Linked DNA regions of Mus musculus: region 1 is linked to region 2. The links are chromatin loops, found by intact Hi-C in ENCODE. Cell type or tissue: heart. All regions are shown on one strand.

Region 1 (8,000 bases), 310 kb after region 2:
CTTTGAACATAAGTAGACCACTGGTAACTATAATTGTATGGGATTAAAAGGGCATTAAGAAGGGTGATTGTTCTGCTACAGAAGACTGGACTGGGAGTGTGCCCTGGTCTGGTCTTTATTCAGGAGGACAAGTTGAACAATAACCATGTCAGACCAATCACCCAACCTTCCGGAGGTCAAAACATCAAGTCTTGCCCTAGGCAAACCAATACATGGACCCATTCTCCAATCTCTATCTCAGTTTCCCACTGGGTACCTTACTAGGAAGCTCTGGAGGCACTTGATGGCAGCCTAGACTGGAACAAAATGAGGAAGGGTCTCAGAGTTCAAGGTAGGATGTGCTGGTCCACCACAGGCAGGGACATATGTTAACCAGACTGCCACTTAAGAGGCTGTAAAATAATTCTCAGGAAGGATAGATGGAGGAAGGGGCCTAGGTTCTGAAAGTTTCCAATCTTTCATCTTTTCTTCCAAGTCTTAGGGTAAAAGTCCAAACAAACATACACTTTATAAAGATAGCCACAGCGCCAAATGGCCTTCAGTCTCTCCATATGAGCTCCCATGATCCTGTCTAGCATGTCCTCTTTCATCCCTCAGCATTACCCAGGCAGGACTGAAGTACAAGATGGCCCAGCCTTTCTTTAGTTTTTCCAGCATGGACCCACCATTTTTTTCCTAAAACGAGGAAAAAGAAAACAACAACAATAACCCAGATACACCATTATTGTAACTGTGTTCCTGTGGGGATGAAGGGCATAACAATAGTTGCATGGTATGGGTGCTGACAGCTAAGACAGTTCCATATTCTAATGAGAAGTGTGAGACGTTTGCACAGAGGGACATGGTACTCAGTCTTCAGGCAGGACATTCTGGATATTGCATGAGAACTATGGCTTTGGGAACTGCCTGGAGTTGGCAGTGGCATCAACTCTCCATTTACCCTTGGAGATTAGTTAGCAAGTGGTTTGGGTCCAGAATGTGACCTTGGCTTCAGGCAGGCATAGCAGAAAAGAGGCCAGTTCATCTCCACAAACTTTTGAAAAGCTTCTACTCTTGTCAGCTTGAGAAGGAAATCCTCCCTAGAGAAGGTGAGGCTCCAGGAGAGATGAGGGAAGAAATCCAGATGGCTAGCCTGGTGAGAATAAGTCTTTCAACTCAGGTCTATCAAAACATAAGATGAAGACTAAGGTGTCTGTGTGGGGAAGGGTTGGAGTCCTACAAAGAAAACCAAAAGCTGCAAATAATACTTCTTGGAGCATCTGTTCACATAGCCCTTGTTTGAAGATCGCTGCCACAAACAGCTTGCTCTGGTTTAGCCATGAGACCTCCTGTGTCTGTCTGTCCAGGGGTGAGCTAAGAGCACTGGAGATGAGCTGATACTATGAGGGTGAGCTGATTTTCCTCAAAACCCGAATCTGGTTGAGTTCAAGGGAACAAATCTTCTATTTCCAGTGTAAGGGTTCTTTCTTCCAACCCACACCTGGTTCAATAAATGCTCCCTAATTTACCTGCACAGCTGGACTAACAAAAGGGTGAAGTTCAGAATAGGAGGGTAGAATCTTCGAGATGACCATTCTACATCCTAAACATCCCTATTGCTGTCCCCAATGCCTGCTGCTGCTCTCTTAGACTCTTCTTGGGTATCATTGTTGTTGATACTTCTCAGGTAACTCTGCCCATCTTCTTTTCCTCTAGTTTATGGATAGGAAGAAAGAACTGGGACAAGGCAGGGAAGTAAGTTACAGGGACAAAAAGGGGGGGGGGAATACAAAGCAGTTGATTCTAGTTGAATGTTTAATGTATAGCAGATCACATCACCATAGCTGTTTTGTTTAATTTTCAAGATAGTTCTGTTGTCATCCTTTAATTTACAGCTGTATAACTTAGGAAAAGCATATAGCCAGAAGTAACAGCAAAGAAATTATAATTATACATGGGTAATGACTGACAAGATCTGGTCTTTTCTACTCAAAAAATGAGAAGGCAAAAGGAAAAGCCACTTGATGCCAGGTGAAAGGCAGAGAGCATGCTATGGGGGGAGAACGGGGCTTGGGTGATCCAGGCTCCTCCACCCATTGTTATTTTGTTCATTTTGTTGTTTTGAAAAAGACTTTACAATGATGATGATCAAACTTGTGGTCTCATGCATGGTGGGCAAGTGCTTTTGCCTCTAAACTACACCTATTTCTTATATTCACATTTATTGAACATACATGAGCCGGGTTGGTGCAGGTCACATAGTAAGTCCTGAGAGCCTGATGTGAGGACTTCAGCTCTACAGCTTGGGTCACACAAATGCCAGGGCAAGTGCTGTAATGAAAATAAGAATATTGACATCCCACACAGAACCTTGTGGGGGGAATGGATAGAAGTCATCTTAGGGAGGCCATTGGAAATAACATTTTTTAGGGGGAGTTGGACATTTCAGTCAAGACTTGATTCGTCAAAACTACCAGCATGTGCTGCTGCAAATCTTGGTAATGGAATGGCAATGTTGTCTGCTTCTATTGCTAAGATGATTGATTTGGACAGCAACTCAGCAAGGTTGGAGATGGGGTGGATGGAGACAATGGGAAGATTGTTTGTGAAGGGTGAAAAACCAACCATGAATTATATGAGGCTGATGCTCATGCATGCTTCCCAGTGGGGCTGACAGGTCCCATTACACACCCTACAGGAGAGCAGAAAAGGGTGACCTGCTGTCAATGGCAGGTCTAGGGAGTAGCAGCTAGCATGAGGGCCTGTATAAAACCTGTAGTTACCAGGGAAGTCAGGGCTCCCTTTTCTGACTCATTGGTTAAAGAATTTAAAAATGGTCTCAGAAGGAAGCCCGAGGACAAAGATTTTGTTAGAAATTGGAAGGAAAAGAACAGGGCAGGTGAGCTGTGCATCTCAGCAGCTGACTAGAGAAGAGGTGCAGAGAGGAAGAAGGGAGAATGCTGGAGCTTTCAAAGTCCAAGAAAGCAGACATGTTCGACAATGAAGATTGGCAAACAGCAAAGCTTCAGAGAGCTGGTAAGAAATCCCAGAATGTCCAGGAAAGCACGCCTATTAATTAAAATGAATAAAGAAATAAGAAAATGACCAGACAAAAACGGGCATGCTGCATGACTCTGAAGGCAGCTGTGTGGAGGGAGTTTCCTGGAAAGGATATGAACATTATCTCATTAAGGGGATAATCATTCCTCCCACCTCCATAGCATTTCTTCAGATGAATGTATGTCCTGTGGGGCAGACGCTTGGCCAGGTGATTGGCTGGCCCTACTCTATCAACTCTTAAGGCAATAGTTTGATATGGCCTAACCTTTCGAGCAGATCAGAATGTCATGTTTCCTCTTAAGTCCAGGATTATTCCATTATTTTGACAGGAGGGCTGAGTATTTACCATTTTAAATGTATTTACCTTTTTAAATGTTATCCAAGAAATGGGAGATGGCCTCCAAAGCCTATCATGGGGCAGGGGTGCATCCTTAGGCGGGGGTGCATCCTTGATGTCCAAGGCTAAACCATGCCTAGCTACTTAACAGTTTTGGAAGGGAAGCTCCTGTAGGTATATCTTGCCCTTTTATATTGTAAAAGGGAGGGTTTGTTCTAGATTAGTATGTGTGGAAGAATTGTCTAGACTAGACGCTATAGATTCTGGTGGCCTCTGAAGGAAGGCAATTCACAGAACTGCCCCTGTCCTCTCTGTTGGTAGCTGAGCCCCATTCCATCTAGGATCCCTTTGGACTCACCACTATGAGAAAAACATCACCATGCCAAGAGGAAGTCTTTCCTGTCTCCTCATGGTGTAACTGAGCCAGCAGATGTTAAAGGTCAGTAGCACAGATTGTCTTCAATGGCAAGGAAGCCATTGTGTGAGAAAGCAGAGGCATCCGGATGGGAGCTTTGTTCAAACTCTGGGACTAGGGAGAGGCTGGGAAAGGAAGAGGTGTCCATGGGAATCCAGGACAGAGGGTCAGGAAACTGAGAACACCCTGCACTGTGGAAGCGGTAGAAACTGGAGACAGAGTGGGACATTTCACTGCAGCTGCAGGCTGAAGAAATAGCAGACTTTGCTCATGACCTAGTCAGGTTTCTCTCCTTTCCTCCACCACCTTCCTCCTCTCTGCTCATCCTTTTTCTCTTCTAACTTCCTTTTCCCCTGTCCTTTGCTTGATCATCACGTCTCTCTTTCCTGAACCCCTCTCATTCTAGTCTTCTGTTCTGCTTCTTTCTCTCCATCTTTTTCTTCCTCTCATCTTCATCTCCCACTTCCAGTCGGGAATGTGAAGCCTGTGGCCCATGGGTTGCATGCACCTGCATGTAGCCAAAGATAGTATGAATGCACACCCTTACAAACATTTTTAAAATATATGAGATTAAATGTGTATATATACATCATATATATGTACATGTATACATATATATGATATATATATTAACTCAACTGCATGATTCATGAGCATGAACTTTGTAGAGGGCAACATTGTGTGTTATATATGTCTCTAAGTATCCCAGTATTATTTCATGGAACCCAGGAGTCTTAATTTTGATTTAAATTTGAGCTCCACCATGTCCTCAATTTTTGGTGTTGGGAGTCCCTGAGTTTCAGAGTTCTAAAGAAATTCCTTCCTACCTCAAGATATTAAGCTGGTTGGGAATATTCAAACAGATAACATCTGTATAATTCTACACACAATGCACAGATGCTATTGCCCTCCCTCAGGAGACTAAGTGGGAGAAACACTTTCTAAGGTAGATTGTGGAGTTTCCTGTACATTAGCCCCTCTTCTGTTCCCCAGATTTCTCCCCTCACCCACCTTTTCCAAATGCAGAAAATTATGCAGTCTAAGTCATGATTCCCAGTTATTAGAAGCTATCTGGCTGCTGCACAGTTGTTGAAGTTGTTGACATAATGAGAAGAAATGCAGGAATGGCTTGAACTCCCCACCTCTCTTTCTGCCTCCCTTTCGCTCTCTCTCCAGGCTGCAGGAGCCATTGCCTCACCTATCATAGGGACTCTCACTGACCAATCCTAATACTCTTGTTCACTGAAAGGCTTCTGCCGTAGTCCCTTGATCTTCTCTGATGTCCAGGGTCAAAATGTTGTCTTTGGTTTAGGGGGAAAGACTTTCTCCAGTTCTGTATGTTAGGCACAGATAGCATTAAGTTTTTCTATTTTTATATTAAAAATAAAATCTTGATTACCCTTTACAAAGTTTGGGTTGGCATATAACACATGGGAGCGTGTATCCCTCCCAGTTCACCTAAATGATTTCCTGTTATGGAACTGTGGCACCCATCACCACTGACCTCTCAGAAACTGGAAAGATGAGCCATTGGGTGTGACACACACAAGTTCCACTCTCTACTTTTCCTTTGTAGCCCGATTCACAGTGTATAATTATGTGTTTGTGTGTGTTTTTCTCTGCTCCATGGCTCTAAGGCTCTGTGGGGGTAAGAATCACACATATTTAGTTCACTCAGCTTTCATTATGCATTCAGCATTGTATGCTCTACAACAACATAGGGCAAGTCTAGCTGCATATTAAACCACTAAGGGAGTAAATAACAAGAAAACCACTCCTTCCTTCTCCCTCCTCCTCTCTATCACACACACAGACACACACACACCCCTCAACACTGACCAACACACATACTATTACCACCACCACCACCACCACCACCACCAAAACAAACAAAAGGTACCAACACTTATGTAGACATTTTGTAACAACTTGTCCAAGTGGTCCTTCCACATCATCAACCCTGAACACTCTGCACAGTGATGCTCCACTAAAGCCATTGTGCTGTGCCTGGGCTTCATGCACTTGTTGCCTACCTGTCTCCTTCCCATAGCCAAAGCTTCAGCTCCTGCTTGCTGGCTGGCCCATTCCCTCACGAGCCTGTTTTGCCCTGACTCATTCCTGGGCCCACCCTAACACATTCCTACTTCTCTTTAAATGACTATTTATGGCCTGTTACCTCCAGGACACGGCTCCTGATGAAAACAGTCCAGACCCAACGCCTCCTGTGTAATTTAGAATCCAGTCCTCCTCCTTAAAATTCTTTTACACCGGTTTCTGTAATCATGTGCTTCTGTTGGCAGCCCCGTAAGTGCAATTGATCTGGACTGTAAACTCCTTGAACATGGCTGTAGCCCAAGGGCTAAGATGGCAGGAACAGCTTCTGCACCACCAGCTTGAACCATGTAACCAGCAAGTGAGACAAGATTGAGTTCTGACCATTCATAATTGTGAGACATGGGCAGACAGAGGCTGGCCACCTGGGCATTAGGCTCTCTGCTACACTGAAGATACTCAGGAAGACTAAGTATGGTGGGATGGGTAGGTGTTGTAGTTCTTTCCTGGAACTCAATGAAGAACCAGCTAGTGGGAGGTCAGACCTGTGCAGTGTGGTAGAAGACCGCTGAGGCCAATTCAGCTTCATGGAAGGATGGGTGTTCTTATTGTTTAAGCAGTCCTGGTTGACCTGTGTGGATTTTTAGTACCAGTGATTTGTAGCACAGTTACTTATGCCCTGCCTCACCATGTTCCTACCCTACCTCACTATTAGTTATCTATCCTTTGTATTTACCTAATACTTCCATTATTTCCTCATTTTTATTTGTTCATTGAGAACTGGTATGTAGTGAGTATTCTACGTGCATCTAGGTAATATGTGGAAAGTGTGTACATCATATGTGGTATGTGATATGTTGAACACTGTATATGTATGGCTCATGATCTATGTATGGCCTGTGAAGCATGTGTGTATATGTGTGGTATGTGGTATGGTGTGAGTGTATGTGGTACATGGTATGGTGTGTGTGTGTGTGTGTGTGTGTGTGTGTGTGTGTGTGTGTGTGTGTAGGATGTTAATAATGAATAGGCACTGCAGAAAAAAAAACCTTTAGGGAAGATTTCAAAAGTGGGAGTTGAGCAATTAATCCAGACAGGCCTATCTTATTGAAGATGTGGGAATACCCCACAGGCCTGGAGCTAATTAGAGGGAACTTTCCAATCAGAATCCAGTTCTCTGGTTGAGTCTCTTTCTGTGATACACTGTTTCTTCTTGATAATTCATCCCTATGATCTCTATTTGGAAATATAACAAATCACACATCCATCCCCTTTCAGCCTGAGTTTGTGAAGTGTGATCCATCAGCCCAGGGGCATGAGCACTGACCCATGGGCAGCCATGGTAAGGTAGAGACCAGGGCGAGCATACTTTAGAGTCTGTGGCAACCTCTATATCACTCAGTCCATTGATTCCTTACCCAGCCAGGTCCCCCTTAAGCCTCTTCCACAGCTTCTGAATGTTCTACTTCCAGTGGAAACAAAATATACTTTGCCCGGGCAGCCCTGTCTGTTAACTCACCTCCTCGTGCCTGATGGCTCACAGCTCTGGGCAGTCCCTCCATAGACCACTTCATTTGTTGTACTTCCCTGGGAAGGATGAGAAGGTTGAGTCTCTTCAAGAGGAGGGCTAGAAGGGGTGCTATTTTCTCAAGAACAATTAATGCACCCTGGCTGTGTAACCTCACACAGGCCCTCTCCCTGGATGCCAGTCAAAGGGAGATCTCAATCCAGGACCTTGGCAGCAGGGTAACACTTGAAAGCAATTACAACTCTTATGAGAGTGAAGGATCTCTCCAGGATGCTGGCCGGTCTCAGATGGTCTAGGCTTTCCCTGCTTGGGTTCCACTGTATCATTTTCCTTTCCTGGGGCTCCATGATTTGTGGGCTTCATGTTTGCCCAACCACTCTACAGTTATTCCTTCTTTGTGTATACTTTTCCCACACACAATGAACATAGAGCTCTGAGTGCAAGTGATGGGAACTTTGCAAGTTTGAATCCTGTTGTCATCCGGGCTCATGTGAAAGTTTATCATTTAAAAATGATCGTGTGTGTGTGTGTGTGTGTGTGTGTGTGTGTGTGTGTGTGTGTGTGTGTCTTAGTCAGGACTTGTACTCCTGCACAAAACATCATGACCAAGAAGCAAGTTGGGGAGGAAA
Region 2 (8,000 bases):
CTTTTACACCCATTGCCAGGGCAGTTTTATTGTGTTGGTGGCTAGCAGAGGGAAGAAGAGCTGTGTGCACCAATGTACCCCCACACCCCCCAAAAAGGCAGGAGGGTTGGTTGGTTCCAAGAGCCTGTCTCTGCTGTTGGAGGGCTTGGGAAAGCAGGGAGCAACTTAACATTAGAAACTGGGTTGCATTATTTTAGAAGGGGAAGAGATCAAGTGTTATTTTCTTATTTAAGTTAACTTCAGGAGGGAAGAGTGTTAGAAAGGGGCATGGTGTGGGGATGGGCTCAGCTCACCCTGGTGTAGCATTTGAAACGAGAAATCTAGGGTGGTTCTTCTGTCCGGTTTCTCAAGAGTTGCCCAGTACTCTCAAAATATAGCCTCTAGAAGTAAATTTTGTTCTAGCTGACTTCTTGTGGCTAAGTACAGTGTGTAAGGACCAGTAAGAGAAGGAGAGGGCTCATAGAGAAGAGAGGTGGGCAGGGAGAAGAGAAGTGAGAGAGTGGGAAATTGGTCCTCGAAGGGTGATGGTGGGGTCATGGGGAGAGATCAGTGAATGACTTTCTATATTAAACAACCATGATGAGCTCCACTTCCAAAAGAGCAGAAGGAACCGAGAGACGGGCACTGCTCTTCAGGGTCACAGGGTAGGCTCTTGAGAGCACACACGAAACCTCCTTTGAACCCTGGGATCGTCTGTAGCGATTTTTATCAGTGACTGGAGAGGTGAATTTTATGCTCAACAGTCTATATGTGATGTTCAGTGACAAGCGTGCTGGGTGTTGGGGCATAAGGGCTTCCCATGAGTCCATTCTCTCTGCCCTCTATTCGAAAAGCCCTGGACTCTTCAGAAGATGGGAGGGGGGGGGACTTAATATCAACAGAGTTTCACTGAGATGACTAACTTATTCTGGACACACTGAAATCTGGTCGCACTCTCAGAGACCTCCTTAATGGCTGGCTTAGCTTTGCTGCCAGGAACGTACCTGTGTGTGGATAGCTGAGCTCTGATAAGCCTTTGGACACAATCTTCTTAGTGATGTTTGAAGTTAAATGTCATCTACCATGCTCTGTCTCCCCTGAGATCACTCTTTTATTTGCTTTGACAAGAATTAAGTGATGACCAGGACCAAGCTTCAAGAACTACAAGAGAATGAAAGATTTGTGCTGTTTGTCTGAACAACATTCAAAGGGCTTTCGTTCAGGAAGCTTACCAGACCTCCATAAGCCAGCTGTTTCTCCAAGATTTTGGAATGATTTCTAGGGCAAGGATGGTTCCTGATAACAGGGTTGGGGAAAGCAAGTTAACTATTGTCTAAGAGAGGTTTATTCATCATTGGTTCCACTTTCAAGATCTGGTCATTGACTTTTTCCCCACCAGATACATGCATACAGAGAGACCAAGACCCATCAGGAAGACTAATGCCACTGTCTTATCTGGATCCTACACTCTGGTACTTTTAAAAACAGGCACCCAGTCTTCAAGTCCTTCTACAGTAAAAGAAGTTGAGCAGGATAGAGCCAGGCAGGGTAGGGAGCAGCTCAGGACTGCTGTGGTGTAGTGTCATCACTGAAGGCTAGGTGGCAGAACAGATACATCACTGAAATCATGCCTCTACCTCCTTTCATGCAGGAAGAGGAAGAAGAAGCAGAGGAGAGGCAAATGAACGAACGAACGAAGAGCTTTAACAATGGGGTTAGGTGCATGGGAGAGACATAGCCTTGCAGAGGGGCATCCTTGTGTGCCTGCACCCTTTGGGCTCACTTTCATGCTGTCAAGCCTGCCCACTCTTTCTGGTGTTAGCAACACACATGCCTGAGTTACTAAATGTCCTTCTAGCAGCCCCTCAAGATTTACCCTGAAGACAGGTTCCTCCAGCTTGGAATATGGTGACGTTTCGTTCATCAGTACAAGCCCTAAAACTTCTCGGTGGTGGTCTTCATTAAAAAGCACACTATCGTCTCCCTTTACTACGAGTTCTAAGATGTTAATTCATCTATTTCACGCAGTCCAAACACATAGCTGTCTGCTCAGAACCTCTTGCCATCGTGGCTCGGGACTTTCTCAAGAATAACACGGTGTTGCAGGGGCTCACGGGCTCCACCCTCTCCGGTAGTCTTCTGGCAGAGGCAGGCTCTCTCCTCAGATAGCTCTGGGTTCCTTTGCACAGTGGATTCGTAGGTTTTATATGACATTTCTTATAGAAAGGAGGATGACTTCTAGCGTCAAACCACGTGCTGCTTTAAAGTTCAAGTTTTATAAGTGAGGCTCGCTGCAGCGGGCAACTTAACCGGAGTTGAAATTGACCCCCGAGGCGGACTGTTTTATAAAAGAGCAGAAGCCAGCCGTGACTCAGAGTGATTTGTGTCCCTATGTGAGCAGTATATGCATCCATGGTTTTACGGATTAATGCTTAGGAGTTGCTGGAGCCAATCCAGGCAGAGAGGGGGCTAAGCAGAACTCCACAGAGACAGTTTGGGCCTGCAGCCCCCCTGTCTCTCAGACCACGGGACCTGGCTTGTTTCTACAACGGGCAGCTCAGAAGCCCCGTTCACTTTGGAAAATGAGATTAACAAGGAAAAGTGATCCGTTGTGACTTCGAAGACAGGATGGGGAGGTCCGGCTCTGGAGGAGAGAGAGAAGTGGGTAGGGAAATGGAGTAAGAGGAGAGAGACAGAGGGTTAACTGCTTGAAACGGGTTTAATGAGCGTGAACTATGGAAAGGCCAAATAAAAACCACAGAGCCTTGTGGAGGACAGGTTTCATCATAGTTCAGCGGGGAGAGGGAGTGTGGGCGAATTTATGTGAAGCAGGAGAAGACCTTCCTCAGGCTGCCTTCCTTTTAGTTATTAGAAAATGGTTACAAGATAACAGATTTTGGAGTCTTAAACATAAAATCTGGGGCTTGGGGAGATGTCTCAGCAGTTAGCAGCACGAGCTGCTCTTACAGGGGTCTAGGTTGGATTTCTAGCACTCATGTCTGACAACTCCAGCTCCAGGGGGTCAAGCGCCCTCTTCTGGCCTCTTCAGACATCACAAACATATGCACCCCCATCCACTGTAATGAAAATAGAAATAAGTCTTTAAATAAAATCAATTCTGACTCTTATTGTTAGCCTTAAAATCGTATACACTCTAAATATGCACAAATATGCAACGTCTTAATCCCCAACCAAAATTCACTTAACAACTTTTAAAGGAAACTCAAGTCAACAACTCAGCCATTAAAAAAAAAAAATCAAACATTCTAGCACAATACAATCTGAAGATTGTGTTATTTCCTCATTTGATGCTGAGGAAAGACTGTAGGAAAATATTGTTTTGGGTTTTTTTCATAATGAAATCATTTCAGTTCTGTAAGAGAAGACTGCATGGGTACAGTAAAGTCAGTGCGCTTAACTCGGAGTGCACCATAGTCTTACAGTCAAAGCACTGTCAAATCCATCAAAAATGCAAATAAAGTCAACCAACGCTCCCATCCCTACAAAACAAGTGACAATACTAATTAATATGTTGGTTGGTATTAGGCTGAGGTCTTGCTGGAAAATATGTATCAATATTTGTGATTGCAATTTAACTGTTACAGTGTAAAGTTTTTGAGTACACATGTTGATGTACTGATCCATTATTTAATCCTTCGGTTACTCCCTAACCAGTACTGGAGTCCTGCCTTACACAGTGGTTAGGTTTTTGTTGTTGTTGTTGTTTTGTTTTTCGAGACAGGGTTTCTTTGTGTAGCCCTGGCTGTCCTGGAACTCACTCTGTAGACCAGGCTCAGAAATCCGCCTGTCTCTGCCTCCCGAGTGCTGGGATTAAAGGCGTGCACCACCACGTCCGGCATTGTTTTGTTTTTCCAGACAGGGTTTCTCTGTATAGCCCTGGCTGTCCCGAAACTCTCTCCATAGACCAGGGTGCCCTTGAATTCAGAGATCTACCTGCCTCCGGCTCCTAAGTGCTGCAATCAAAGGTGTACACTCCCACGACCTGGTTTCACCGTGATTAGTTTTAAAGCCAGTTTGCAAAGTGAAATTTGGGTATAGTCAAAATTCCTACAGGGAAATTCCTTCAGTCATGAGAGAAATAGAACCAGCATTTTTACAACCTGACTCCCGCCGCGGTCACGTGGGCTCTTTCCCTGCTATCTCAGTGGGGAGTGGACCTGGCTTTGATGTTTTGTTAGGGGAAAATGTTCTTCTATAGTGAGATTAGAAGGTGATCGTCCAAAGTGATCTAAGGTGCGTTCAGTCTTCAAAACCACTTAAAAAAATGAAACAGAAATGCACATCCTTGTGTAACTTCCAAAGAATGCATCCAGGAACTCTTTCTTCAACGTGAGTCGTGTCCCTGCACACATGGTGTCGTGGAACTGAATGTGAGGCCTGTGGGAAACGTGGCGATAGTAAAAGGTTTTCAAAAGTGCAACGATTAAAAAGTAACTCACAGTCAAACGTGTAACAAATCCAACGTGCGTCTGGTGGTACTCATCACGCATTGCATCACGGGACTTTACCACAGCTCTTCTGAATCTACAGCACGCCAACTTCATACTGAACATACCGTATTGGCACACACACCAGTGCACACTGCATGAAACACATCGGCTCAGATCTGAGACTTTTGTGCATTACGCATTAAGTTGACTTTACTGTACACACAGTTTTCTTCTCTTACAGAAGCATAATGGTTTAATTGTGGAGAACAAAGACTTTTAATATTTTCCTATCATGTTTCCTCCTCATCAAATGAAGTGTATATCTGGGTTGTGTTGTGTTAGAATGTTTTATTTTAAAGATGACTGAGTTTTTTGGCTTGCATTGCCTTTAAAAAACTGTTAAGTGACTTTGGGTTGGGATTAGGACAGAATTTCCAACAGTTTCTGAAATGGCTGTAAACATACTTTTTATCATGAATTTCTATGGCGTGGTGTTCTCAGCATTTACAATTGTAAAGTAAAAATATTGATCAATTCTAAAAAATATTGCAGTTGCTCAGTGTCCTTCAGTGTCAAGTGGTAAGATTTAATTCATTATGTAAAAAAAGCAAACATCTCTCTCATTTCTATGTAGAGTTTCTTTTGTCTTTTTAAAAAAATATTTTATTTTATGTACATTGGTGACTTGGCTGCATGCATGTCTGTGAGAGGGTGTCAGATGCCCTGGGACAGGAGTTATATACAGACAGTTGTGAGCTGCCGTGTGGGTGCTGAGAATTGAACCTGGGACCTCTGGAAGAGCAGCCAGTACTCTTAACCACTGAGCCATCTCTCCAGCTCCTTCTTTTGTCTTTTACTATATTTTATTGTGTGTGTTTTATTCACAGAATACATGTGGGAGTCAGAAGACCACTTGTGGGAATTGGTCGTCTTTGCTATGTGGGTACAAGGGATGGAATTAGGCCACCAGTCTTGGCAGCAAACACCTTGACCTGCTGAGCAATTCCATCAGACCGCTTTGTCTTTCATAAATAATAAATAATAAATCATATAGATATCAAATAATTGTTTTAAAATAATTTTCTCATGGTTTGTTATCAGATTTTTTATTTGTAGACTTATTTTATATACCTATATACTCAGGTGAAAAGAGGCCACAAGTACAAAAAGTTTAAAAAACTCTTCTGTGCATTGAGATGGGAAGTGGACACAAGCCCATATTCTTAACCCAGAAGTTATCTCCAGTTGATAATCACTCATAAGGAAAAATTAGTTTTCTCTAGTGGGATTGCATTGAGTATACACACCTTGCTTAAGGACAGGCCCCATGCTCAGCAGTAGATGGCCAACAGAAAATAAACTCAGTGGTAATTTTGGAGTTTATTGTCTCATACAGCTTTGTCTAGGCTATTTTTCTTTAACCTTACAGGTCTTTTGCATATATATAATTGTTTCCAAATTTGTATTTTCTGTGGGATTTCTGTGTGTGCAAATATGTATGTATCTGCATCTATATGTGTTTCTTGTGCCTTTTCTTTGGTTGTTTCCCCCCCCCCCCATTAAAAAAGTTTGTCTTATTCTCGTTTGTTTTTATTGCTTATTATGATGATGATGATGATGATGATGATGATGATGATGACTGTTTTCAATTGAGAGAAAGAAAAGTATGGATTTGGGTGGGCAGAGAGGTGGGGAGGATCTGGGAGAAGTTGGGTGGGGGGGGTGGGAAAGAAACTGCTATAGGTCATGTTAGTTTGAGAAACAATGGTCTACTTGCTTGGTGACTAATCTGATTATTCAAGATGAGCAGCATGTACATATCCAGTGATTTCTTTTTTGTTTCACAGCCATCAATATCTCTGTCTTTAACAACACAGTGAAGGAAAGACCCAAAGTTAGGCTCACAGTTTCTCAGATCCCTGACTTCCCAGAGCTTTGGGAAGCCTATCTACAGATCTTTGGCTCCAAGTCCTGGCCTACTGATGGGACTGTGAACATATTCAACTTAATTAGGCAGAGAATAGCCTTTGAGCCATCTTGGACCTGTTTCTCTGGGAGCTCCTTTTAGGCTATTCACTGCCAAGATGAGACGCGGACTCTTCATCTAATTGTGAGAGACATTGTGGATAAAACCATAAACTGAACACAGGTGTCTAACATGATTAGCCTGAGTTGTATGTCTCTGCTATCTATCTATCTATCTATCTATCTATCTATCTATCTATCTATCTATCCATCCATCTATTATCTGTCTATTTGTGTGTGTATCACATACAGATGAGACATCATGGGGCCCAAAAAGTGGTCTACCAGTTTGTTGGTGAATATGTATTCTCCACAATATAAACATAATTCACTAGAAACTTATACTCCTGTAGACTTGGAACAGTTAAATAAAACAATTGACCACCAAACATACATCATCCAACTAACTATAGAGTCCATCCGTCCATCCATCCATCCAAGGATAGAAAGGCTGAGAGGAGACGGGAAGGAGGGCTTTTCCCTGAGTCTTAAACTTTGAATATCACTGTCCTCTATTTTTGGTTAAAACATCTCAACTTTAAGAAAGTTGAAACTGGTGACAAAAATACATTATTGATTATGAATTTAAAATACATAATTTCTGTTGTTAGAGTGAACTCTACTTACTTATATTAAAAATATAAGGGCCAGGGAGATGGCTAACTTGGTAAAGCACTTGTTTTGTAAGTATAGGGATCTAAAAAGTTGGGTCTTGTGGCACATGTCTGTAATCCCAGTGATGGCAAAATGGAGAGTGTGTGCAGGCAGATCCCTGGAAGTTCATTCATGATTATTTAGTCTAGTCTACTTGGTGAAGTTCCAAACTAATGAGAGACCCTAGCTTAAAAGATGGAAGACCCTGAAGAATAATATATAAAATTATTTTCCAACTTCCATATGCATATGCACACATGTGTATAACTGTAGACACAAGTGCATCCTCTCATATAGGAATATTATGAACACACACACTCTTCAACTTCAAGACATGCTTGGGTTCACCAGAGTGAATTCAAGTTCAGCCTGGGCAATTTAATGAGATCTCATCTCATCCGATGGTGGAATGATTTCCCATTGTATTGGAAATACCACATTTTGTTTAGTCACTAAGCAGCTGGAGGAAATGGAGATTATTTTTCTTTTTTCTTTTTGGCTTTCAATTACTGTGCTGCTATGGGGTAGAAGAAATGGCTCAGCAGTTCAGAGCACTTTCTTTTCTTGCAGAAGACCTGGGTTCAATTCAGCACTCACATGGTGACTTACAATCATCTCCAGTTCCAGGAGACTGGTGCTCTCCTCTGACGTCCACTGGTAACAGGACTGCACATGGTACATATACATACACGCTGGAAAAACACTCATACACAGAAAGATAAACAAACAAATGAAAAAAAAAACCCAGGAGAAACTCATGCTGCTACAAACATTTATATACAAAGTCCTGTGTGGATGTGCATTTTTATTTCTCTTGAGTAACATTCCTATTGCTGGTTCATATGGTAACTAATTCTATGTTTAACTTTCTGAGTACTGACTGGTTTGTTG

The links. A loop is a pair of places that touch in the nucleus more often than their neighbours do. Peaks named below come from ENCODE experiments on the same cell type or tissue, not always from the same donor. Only the 100,000 strongest peaks of a DNase experiment are listed, where the experiment ranks them.
Region 1: it touches region 2 in a loop (6-fold over the local background); 3 of 42 quality-filtered maps call a loop at or near these places.

What each region holds. Positions count from the first base shown.
Region 1 is chr1:73,185,108-73,193,107 of GRCm38, forward strand. The region is part of intron 1 of Gm29185 (a long non-coding RNA gene); the gene reads left to right. Among named protein-coding and RNA genes, the nearest start is that of Gm31197, 48 kb to the left of the region's middle. In heart, no CTCF peak of the experiment used is centred here; a DNase peak (open chromatin) is centred at 3,864; H3K27ac peaks cover 1,105 bases.
Region 2 is chr1:72,876,450-72,884,449 of GRCm38, forward strand. No RefSeq gene overlaps it. Among named protein-coding and RNA genes, the nearest start is that of Igfbp5, 5.6 kb to the left of the region's middle. In heart, a CTCF peak has its summit at 3,014 (motif pointing left); a DNase peak (open chromatin) is centred at 1,572; H3K4me3 peaks cover 542 bases; H3K27ac peaks cover 2,841 bases.